Linked DNA regions of Homo sapiens: region 2 is linked to region 1. Evidence: chromatin loops called from intact Hi-C (ENCODE). Cell type or tissue: GM12878. All regions are shown on one strand. Each heading gives the region's core, and the rest is flanking DNA. Links, peaks and the distances in the headings are about the cores only. Region 1 holds the start of RMDN2-AS1 (RMDN2 antisense RNA 1). Region 2 has its middle 16 kb from the start of PIRAT1.

The links. A loop is a pair of places that touch in the nucleus more often than their neighbours do. Peaks named below come from ENCODE experiments on the same cell type or tissue, not always from the same donor. Only the 100,000 strongest peaks of a DNase experiment are listed, where the experiment ranks them.
Region 2: a loop joins it to region 1, with 5 times the contacts of the local background. A loop is called at or near these places in 1 of 110 quality-filtered maps.

The regions. Positions count from the first base shown.
Region 1 is chr2:38,035,990-38,041,369 of GRCh38, forward strand. RMDN2-AS1 (RMDN2 antisense RNA 1) reads right to left here and starts at 352. Exons shown (of 4, transcript NR_102712.1): 1 at 161-352. It also overlaps a transcript of RMDN2 not described here. RefSeq lists a silencer at 2,608-2,677. In GM12878, for the core only: a CTCF peak has its summit at 2,258 (motif pointing left); DNase peaks (open chromatin) are centred at 1,982 and 2,372; H3K4me3 peaks cover 940 bases; H3K27ac peaks cover 3,268 bases.
Region 2 is chr2:37,888,986-37,894,365 of GRCh38, forward strand. No RefSeq gene overlaps it. Among named protein-coding and RNA genes, the nearest start is that of PIRAT1, 16 kb to the left of the region's middle. In GM12878, for the core only: a CTCF peak has its summit at 2,135 (motif pointing left); DNase peaks (open chromatin) are centred at 3,546 and 4,046; H3K4me3 peaks cover 681 bases; H3K27ac peaks cover 1,714 bases.

The sequences.
Region 1 (5,380 bases), core at 282-5,281:
GAAGGAAATAAAATCTCAGGAAAAACGAGGGCAAGTAGAAAAAAAAAAAGATAAGAGGAACTAAATAGCCTCGCTGGGCACATACTCATGGGAACCCTGCTGATGTTGCCCAACTTGAAGATAAAGAGATGCCTATGATATAGAATCATGAAGATCTCACCTCAGAGAGATCCGTGATATGTCACCCAGGAGCATCCGTCACCTGCCGGAGCACTGTACCAGGAAACCAGAGGCATGGTTCTGTGTAATCTCGAGCAAGCTAAGTGGCCATGATGAGAATGCTTCTTCCTACTGTGCCCAGCTACAGGATTTATGTAAGAATGACACGAAATGACAGATGTGAGTACACTTTGCAGCTCTGATCAGTGGTATCCTAATAAAGAAGAATTGTTAGCTTTGAGTTGAGCCTTGTTTGTAACAGGCACTCACTTCACTGTTGTTGCCTTTTATGTTCCGGAGTCCTGCATGATATGGACTCCAGGATAGCAAGAGTCCACATACCCCTCCCCAAGAGAAATTAAGCTGGGAGCCATGGAATTATCATCATCTCCTTGCCACCCTGTCCAACTGCAGGTCGTGGGAAGCTGAATTTACCCTGTGAGACTTCTGCTTCATTTACATTCATCTTGGCAGGCAGTGGTGGGTCGTGGGGAACCTGTTGAAAGCATGACAGCAATGAAGGCTTTCTTACATGCTGAACTCACATCAAAGCTCTTTTCTTCTGTGCTGACACATGTAACTCTTTACCAGTCTGATGATAACACATACAGAGACAGACCCTCGGATTCCTGCTGGGGAGAAAACAGAGCCAGAGATATGCTGTACTGAGCTGGCAAATACAGTGTTCTTTCTGTTAAAATCTGATGGGAAAGTAACTAGGCAAAAATCCATGGTGCTGGCTACGGTACAAAGATGACCAAGGCTGTCTCAGGTATCCTGGTGGCTTTATTGTCTATTTCCGGGAAAAGAGTAGGTAGGGATCAAGAGCAAAGAACATGGGAAAATGTGCTGCTTTGTCATTGCAGTTCATTTATTTCCTAGAAATTTTGGCTTCTAGGGAAAGGCAGCGTGATATAAAAAAGAAAAAGGTACTGGACTCAACCTGATTTAAATCCAGACCTGACACTTTGCTACCTGGATGAACTTGGGTAAGTGACCTAAGCTCTCTAAGCTTCAGTTTCCTCATCTGTAAAATGAGGATGAAATTTTCTATGCAAGATTTTGTAAGGAAGATCAAATAAATGGACATAAAGCAATTGACACATAAATATGGAAACGATTTCTCAGCTTTCCTCCCTGAGGGACAGAGACTCTTCAGGCTACTTAAATTCTCCCCAGACTTTTCCAAGTTGCTCTTTATCCTCATACCCTGGCCACACCACAAAAGCTGCCCACATAGAAGAACTTGGTGAAGACTTGCTGACTATTCCCCTAAATTCTGCTTGTTTAATAAACATCTGCAGAGACAGGCTCAGCAATGGGCTCATTGTGGAGAATCCCAGAAGTGTGTGGCAACACCAAAGGAATTTTATGAAAGTCCCAGGAGAGAGAAACTGTCGTTCAAGTCATCACATAGCAAACTGCCCCTAACACGTGCTGCACACACATTAGGTGGTGACTCAGTTTTGGTGTTTGACTTGAGTCTTAAAACATAGTTCAGAACCTGATGATACTTCCCTGAATTCCCATTTTTAGTGTGAAAGTGTGTTCGGCTTCCCGTTGGCTATTGGGAGCTTGAAAGAAATTCAAGGAAGGAGACCTACAAACTGCTTATAAAGGATACTGCGTGAGCTTTATGCACTTTGGCTCTTTTAATCCATTCCACAAGGCCGTGATGCCCATTTTACAGATGATGAAACTCTTTCTGAGGTTAAGTAGCTCACACGGTGCCACAGCTAGCGACTGCGTGAGCTGAGTCACATCCAGATCGTTCAGTATGAGAATTTTAAGAGAAGATAAACATGTGATTCTCTCGAAACTCGGTGTTCTGTAGCCTGCAAACCCCTCTGGAGCCTGGTGTTTGCTTTGCTTGCAAGCCTGACCTCCGAGGCTCCTGCCATCTTCCTTCCCTCTTCTCCCCTCCATTCTCCCCTTTCCCGAACCGTTTCTTTCCCCCATTCCTTCCCCATCTAAACCACAGAAAAGCACTTCCAGGCTCCATTTCAGCCAGCAAAAATCTCAAGCCCAGGGGAGGGCTTCCGGGACTTTCCACTGGAGGCTCTTAGACTTAGACGCAGCGTCCTCTCCTGGAGGGAGCGCAGCGCCCCCCGGGCGCAAGGGGGACGCGTTCAAGCGAGGGCGGACGCCGACTGCGAGTCTCTTTGTGCAGCACTTTGTCTTTCTCTCCCTTGGGGTGTTTTTGGGATTCCCCAACAATAGAATGAGCTGAGTTCTGCGTTACTGATTCAGTTATCTCGGTACAAGGCGGAAAGTGCCGGGAGGAAAACTGATACCCCGTATTGAGCAAGCTGTTTTCTGGGAAACTCCGAACTGTCTCCTGCACGGTTCAGGCCCGGTTACCGCTGCCTGCAACCCCCGCCTCGGAGCCAGCTGCGCCTGGAGCTAAAGCCTCAGCTTTTTAAGGCATGGTTTGCACTCTTTTATAGTTGCTGAGCTACGCTAGGGCCAAACCAACCACTCATCATCAACCTCTATTCACAGCATCTAGAATAAAACCTGCCACATGGCAGGCACCCAGTAAAAGCCTTTTGGAATCGGAATAGAAGGTGGGTTGATTACACTGGGTGCTTCTCACAGCCCACAGGGTTGGGACTGACAAGTATTCCGGCATTAGTAAGGGCAGAGACACTTTGGGCTGGCCAGACCTGATCCTGGGGAGGATCACTGGGTCATTTCTTGGCATCTCCCATCCCATCCCTGCCCTGATAGGTTTCGCCCCTTTCAGCACTCGGAGGGCCAGGCTGGTGGTTCCCATAGAGGTGTACCGCCTGGCAGCCAAACAGGGAAGGGTGTTCCCTTCTGCTCAGTTTTGATTTGAGCTTTGCAAGTGACAATGAAAATAATATTTTTGAGCAACAGTTTAAAAGCCAGATGCTATACACACACACACACACACACACACACACACACACACACACACACACAGAGAGAGAGATAAAATGTTCATGGATTAAGATTATATATTCATATAATTTTAACTATATTCATATGGATTAAAACTAATCCATATGATTATGGTAAAATAATTTAGTCACTTGGGATTGTCCTTATTTTACAAATGAGAAAACTATGGCTCAGAGAGGATAAGGAACTTGCCTAATTTCACTCAACCGGTGAGTCACAGAAATGGGATTCTAACTCACACTTGTCTGGTCCCGAAGCCCATAGATCAGCCTCGGATGGAAGCCAACATACAGTCTTTTCAGTTCTTCCTGGGCACCCCCAGGCACTCCATTTTCCCATTTCTCAGAAGTCGCTGACCCTTCTTTTATTTAAGGAGCACAGTCGCTGCTATCTACAGCCCCCGCTTCTCTGGGAAAATACAAAAGGTTTACATCATTTCTGCTTTGATGGGAACATTCACCCTCGCCCTGATTTTGTCATTTTTTCTGCCTTTTCACTCCTATCATTAAGTAGAAAGCCCTGACTCCACCTGGAGATAAATTAGGTTTGAAACAGAAGAAGGAAGTTGTCTCTCACTCCCTTGCCAGAAAATCACCCAGTGTCTGAGGCTGCAGAATGGGTTCCCTGAAGGTGCACATGGGGTCAGAAGGGACAGCTGGGAAGGGTGCCAGGCTGGCCCTGCCCTCCCATGAACCTAACTTTTCCAGTGTCGCCATCTGACCCAGGATGTCAAGAATCGGACCATGCCATAAGGATTAAATGAAACAATAAGCACAAAGGTACCCAGGACAGTGTCTGACAAATGCACACTGTGTGCCCTACCTGCCCCTTCCTACTACTTTTTAGCATCTCCTCCTCTTTGGTTTTCTCCTGTTTTCTTCTAGAAGTTGTATAGTTTTGAATTTTACATTTAGGTCCATGATGCATTTTGAGTCAATGTTTTTGAACAGTATAAGGCCTGTGTCTAGATTCATTATTATTATTATTATTATTATTATTATTATTATTATTTTGCATATGGACATCCAATTTTTCCAGTACTACTTGTTAAAAGACTAGTCTTTATTGAATTGCCTTTTACTATTTGTCAAAGATCAGTTGACTATATTTGTGTGTCTATTTCTAAACTTTCTTACCTCTTCCATTGATTTCTGTGTCTATTCTTTTATCAATACCACGCTGTCTTTATAACTTTATAGCTGTATAGTTAGTTTTTGCTATGGTCTGCATGTTGGCATCCTCCTAAAATTCACATGCTGGAACTTAATGCCCGATATGATGGTATTAAGAAGTGGGGCCTTTGGAGAGTGATTAAGTCATGAGGGTTCTACTGTCATGAATAGGATTAGTGCCCTTATAAAAGCAAGCTCCCTTGTCCCTTCCATCATGTAAGGACACAGCAAGAAGGTGCCATTTATGAAGCAGAGCAAGTCCTCACCAGACACCACATCTGCTGGTACATTGATCTTGGACTTCCCAGCCTCCAGAACTGTAAACATAAATTTATGTTGTTTATAAATTACGAGTCTAAGGTATTTTGTTGTAATAGCCAAACACACTAAGACAGTCCTGAAGTCAGGTAATTTTAGTTCTTAACATCATTCTTCAGTATTGTATTGTCTGTTCTGGGTATTTTGCCTTTCCATATAAAATTTAGAATCAGAGGGGCACTATCTAAAAATAGTTTACCTAGATTTGGAGTGGAATTTCATTAAATCTACAGATCAGGTTAGGAAAAATTAATATCTTAAACACTATTGAGTCTTTTAATCCATGAACATGGGATAGCTCTTCATTTATTTAGATTTTTTATTTCTTTCATCAGAGTTTTGTACTTTTGCACATATAGATTGTGTACATATTTTGTTAGATTTTTACCTAGGTATTTCATTTTTGTGCTATTGGAAATGCTATTGTGTTTTTAATTTCAAATTCCAATTGTTTATTACAAGTATATAGGAAAGCAATTGACTTTTGTATATTAACCTTGTATCCTGCTATAATTGTTTATTAGTTGAAGGAGGTTTGGGTTCATTTTGGGGGGTTTTCTACATAGCCTAACTTCTCCAGTTTCACCATCTGACTCGGGATGTCAAGGATCAGGCCTTGCTATAAGAATTAAATGAGACAATCAACACTAAGGCACCCAGCAGTGTCTGACAAATGCACACTGTATCTACTACCTGCCCTCCTCTCCTACTACTTCTTAGCATGTGTTCCTCCTTGATTTTTTCCTGTTTTCTTTTAGAGGTTTTATAGTTTCAAATTTTATATTTATAACCATGATGCATTTGAG
Region 2 (5,380 bases), core at 164-5,163, 150 kb before region 1:
CTCCCGGGTTCACACGATTCTCCTGCCTCAGCCTCCGAAGTAGCTGGGATTATAGGCGCACACCACCACACCTGGCTAATTTTTTTTTTTTTGTATTTTTGTATTTTTAGAAGAGACAGGGTTTCACTATGTTGGCCAGACTGGTCTCGAACTTCTGACCTCGTGATCCGCCCGCCTCAGCCTCCCAAAGTGATACATTTGCATTTTTAAGCCACTAAGTCTGTGTTTTGTTACAGCAATAATAGAAAACTTATACAGATGGAAACTATATCGCCCAGAACCCTCTTTCCTGTATGTTCTGTTAGAGTTGGCCAGAAGAATTTAGATGAGATTGGGGAAGTGAGAGTGAAGCAGGAGCCATTCCTCTCTGGAGCGCTTTGTGATGAGATAAGATGCCCCACAGGGTCCAGGCCGACTTCACTGTCCGCCTCTGTGCCTCGCTCTGCTTCCAGACTGCTGGTCCTGCTGACCCACAGCACCCCAGGCCTCCCTGCAGGTGCTTGGCTGTGAACCCACAGAGACCATGGCCACACCAAGGCAACAGCTTTCCTTAGACCTCTGGGCAAACTCCCTTCACAGAGCCACATCAGCACTTAACATTTGGCTTCCCAGATTCAATTGCATTCTCCAACCTGTGCTCCCACAGAGGATTAGCTAGATGATATCAGTGTTTCTCAAAGTGATTATATCAATTTATTTTGCAATGACTGAGAGTTTTCTATTATTCCATAGCCTCAACAATACTTGATATTGACTAATTCTTAATTTTGACCAATCTGTAAGTTATGTGTTGATATCTCCTTGTGGCTTTAATTTGCATTTCCCTGATAACCAGTGAAGTTGGGCATCTTTTAATACTTTTAGTGACCTTCTGGATTTTCTTGTTTGTGAAGTGCTTGCAACTTTGGCCCATTTTCCTTCTGGGCTATCTGTCTTTTAAAAAATTGGTTTATAGTTCTTTATATACTCTGGATATTAGTCCTTTATCAATTATACATATTACAAAGATCTTATCCCAGTGTGTGGCTTGCCTTTTCACTCTCTTTAAAAAGTCCCAGCCAGGTGCAGTGGCTCATGCCTATAATTCCAGCATTTTGGGAGGCTCAGACTGGAGGATCACTTGAGTCCAGGAGTTCAAGACCAGCCTAGGCAACATAGGGAAACCCCATCTCTACAAAAAAAAAAAAAAAAAAAGCAAAAATTAGCCGGGTGTGGTGGCACATGTCTGTAGTCCCAGCTATGCGGGAAGCTGAGGTGACAGGATTGATTGAGCCTGGGAGGTGGAGGCTGCAGTGAGCTATGATCATGCCACTGCACTCCAGCCTGGGCAACAAAGTGAGACCTTGTCTCAAAAACAAACAAATAAACAAACAAAATCTCCCTAATATTGATGTGATCAAATGCTTACCATGCATACACAAAACCCCAGCAATTCTACTCCTACGTATATACCCTAGAAAATCTCTTGAAAAATTCTCCAGGTGCAAGACTGTCCATAGCAACATTGTCCCTAACAGGAAAAAAGAAACAAACAAAAAACCGAAAAACCTAAATGTCCATCAATATAAGAGATAAGAGTACGTAAGTTGTTCATACAAGGCACTTATCTTCACACACGTGAATCCACATGGGAGAGTCTCAAGGTTACCTATGGGGAGAGGAAGGGATATGAGATGGGAGGGGTGCACAGGGATGCTGGTGACATTCTGTTTTTTAACCTAAGAGGTGTTTGCACAGCTATTCACAGTGTTTATTCTTCTTTGAAATGTGCATATATTTTATATATGCACTGTCATATTATCTATGTTCCCAATAAAACATTTTAACAGATATTATTCTCCTAATAATCCTATTTGTCATCTTGGTTTAAGGAAGTGCAATGGAAGATTCTGCATACTTGGGGGGAGCAGTTCCCATATCACATGGGCTGTGTGTTAAAAATTCAGACTGCCAGCCCCTACCCAGGCTACAGAATCAGAATGTCCAGGGTGGGGCTGAGGCAGCAGTGTCCAGGGGCACTCAGGGGTGCTGTGGTCATTTTTTCCCAGGTCATTTTCTATCTGAACCTATTGGTCCATCCCAGAGCACCCAGCCCTCTGCAGATCCGCCAGCGTCGGTGGCTTCCTACTGCCCTCTTGTGGCCGGTTTTTCTACCCAAACTGGGCAGAGTCTGACAGCCAAGCGCCAGGGAGTAGACAGAATGTGTTCTGGGATCAGGGGTCTGTCTGGATTTTGTGGTGGCTCCGAGGACCTGCATAGTTGAGCTAGATGCCAAAACATGACACCTAGAACCCACTAGCTTGTCTGTTATTTTTGTTGAAGTCCTATGGATCCATAGACCCCTCCTGGCTGCTCCAAACCCTCGTGTGCTTGGTCCCCACCACCCACAGGGATCCCCTTTCTCTGGGTTCGCCTTCCCACCCACACCTGTCATGCACACACACCTTCCCTACATTATCTGGTCTTCATTTCTGCCTAAACAAATATGTATGGTCTAACCAGATCTCTGGTCCTGGTCTCTGCTGGACGATCTTATTCTGTCCTTCGATTCCACAACACCAGGGCTGTTGTGAGACAGATGAACGCTTAAGACCAGGACCCAGTTGGACACACTCAGTACCTACTGCTTTCTCACCCCCATTCTCCTTTCTATTCCATTTCGCTTTCTCTTCCTCGATCTGTCAGGGTTTCTAATCCTGACAATGAGCTTGAAATGGTCAGGTTTACTCAGAGAAAAAAAAACAAAACAGGCAATTGGTATCACTCAAAGAAGAGCCTAGACCAGGTCTCAGGGGCAGATTCCAAGTATGTAGAGTCCCCACTCACTCGCCTTACCTCTGTCCGCAGCTCAGACGCCGTGTGAATCCTAAATTTAGACCCTGCTATAACATGTGGCTACTGACCTCCAGAAAGGCTCCTCCCCAGAAAGTCATAACCCACCCAAGGGAAGGCAGTGCAGTATAATGATTAAAAATATGAATTTGGAATGATAATTTCATTGGAATCTCTGTTTGCTTATATGTTGGGTGGGCTTGGGCCACTTATTTTTACATCTCTAAACCTCAACTCCCTCATCTGTAAAATGGGCTAATGATATTTAACTCACAGATTGTTGTGATTATCAAATGAGACACTGCATTTTTAAAATGCTTATCACATTTCATAACTAGGAAGCACTTAACAGACACCGTCATTATTCGTTATGAAGTCCAGACTTTGTAGGACTCAAAGGACTCTATCTCAGGGGTGGAATCATCTGGAGCCCTGGCACCATCGGTTGCCCAAGGCTCCTTTCTGAACAGCCAGGTCCCTGGGAATTCTCTAGGGAATGAAGTTGGACTTCATTCAAACTTCATTCTTCTTCTTCGAACTCCACCATGATTCTGGCCTAGAGGCTCTGACCTCCCGCCCAGAGATCACACTGCCTCTCCTCAGTCTCATCCTGTCAATCAAGTCGACTACGGGACCTGCTCAGTCAGGAGCGTGCACTCCACTTTCTCTTCTATTCTCCTGCTGGCTTCCTCTCCTCCACCACCCCTTTCCTCTCACTTACTTTCAGCTGCCAAGAATAAGATACTGTTTTACCCACATCTATCTACTGTCACTCAGTCGGGGACTGGGGCTTCCTGAATCAGCACAACTTTTTCTAATTAGGTTTGCCATAGTTGCATGCTTCAAATGTAGTGGTTGAATTCCTCAAAGAAACTCTTCAGGAGGAAGGAAGGGTGTGGCAGATTATGCCACCCCAAAATATGCCACTTTGGCGTGTTAAAAAAAAAAAAAAAACCACTTCAGCAGAATTAAATTTAAGGGAGTTTAATTGAGCAATGAACAATTCACAAATTGGGCAGCCAACTCAGAGAGACTCCAGGAGTGCCTTGTGGTCAGAACAAATTTATAGACAAAAAAAAAGTAAAGTGACATATAGAAATAGGAAGTGAGAAACAGCCTGACTAGCTACAGCTTGGCGTTTGCCTTATTTGAACACAAGTTGAACACTCAGCAGTGTATGAGTGGTTGAAGTATGGCTGCTGGGATTGGCCAAGACTCAGTGACTGTTACAGGTGCATACTCCTAGTTAGGTTTTCAGTCTCGTCTACCAGTTAAGCTAGGTTGCAGTTCATCCACAAGGACTCAAATATAGAAGTACAGAGTCCTTCTCAGGCCATATTTAGTTTGCTTTAACAGACGTAAGGATTATTCTGAGCTGATGATAATTAAGAAGTGGACAGAAGAAAAACTCTGCTCTCCTTTTTTCTTCCAGGAAGGGCAGGACAGTTCTTGGTCCCCTGAGACAACCGTAGATCCTATATCCCACACACTAGACCAGAGGAACAAACTTGACCAACCAGCCCTTACCGTCCATGAGTTTCCCATTTATCTTCCCACAACTTGCTACCCCATGAAGTCCAGAGTGCTTTTCCTTTCTCTTGTTAATTCTCTACAAAAGTATTGGGTTTTTTTGTTAAGATGTTATATAAGCCCAAGTTCTAACAATCCCTTTGAGTTACTCATCTCTAGGTACCTCCATGTGTATGTGTGACACATGCTAATAAACTTCTGTTTGTGTTTCTCTGGTGAAGGTGCTTTTTTGTTAGTCTAATATACAGGGCCTCAGTGGGAGAACCTAAGATGGCTAGAGGGACAAGATTTGCTTTCCTCCCCTATAAAAGCAACCCAGGGGTGGGTAGGAGGAAGAGGCAGGTAGTGCTCTGTTAGGAAGTTCTCTGTGCACAAGTTCAGCATCCCTAGAAGGCCTCTACTCCTACCCTCAGTCCTGCTTTGTTTATTCAATGCTTTCTTCCTCCTGTCCTCCCAAGTCAAGTATCTGCGTAAGGCTACCTCCTACTTGAAGTTAGCAACCCCTGGGCTGCTGACATGGCCCATTCCTACAAATGATGGCATTGATTAGAATTCACACTCAAAGCAAATTTTGCCTGATTTATTGGAGAAGTTTCCTTAAATCCTCCTTCTGTTCTATGTCCTCTAGGCCATTGAGCCTGGAGTGTCATTGAGAGTACTGTGAGCAATCTTGCCTTGCAGTTAACCACTTAATAAACTCTTTATTCATAAGTAGATGTTGGGGGAAAAGGATAACTTCACAGTAATCACATAAGGACTGGATTATGGCCCCAGCTCCACACTCATTGGCTACGTGATCTTTGTAAGTCATTTTCCCCTCCCTGGGTTCCTCATCTGCCAAATGCGAAAGCTGGGCTGGATGGGTAAGAGCCCTCTTCCAGCTCCGATGTTTCAACATCAGGTTCGCCCGCACACTAGAAACTCAGATTTGCACTGCGCTTCTGAGAAGCTCCAGTCCAGTCATTCAGACAGTCTGATTTATCCCTCGATACCACTTCAAGGGTAGGTTCTTGACTTA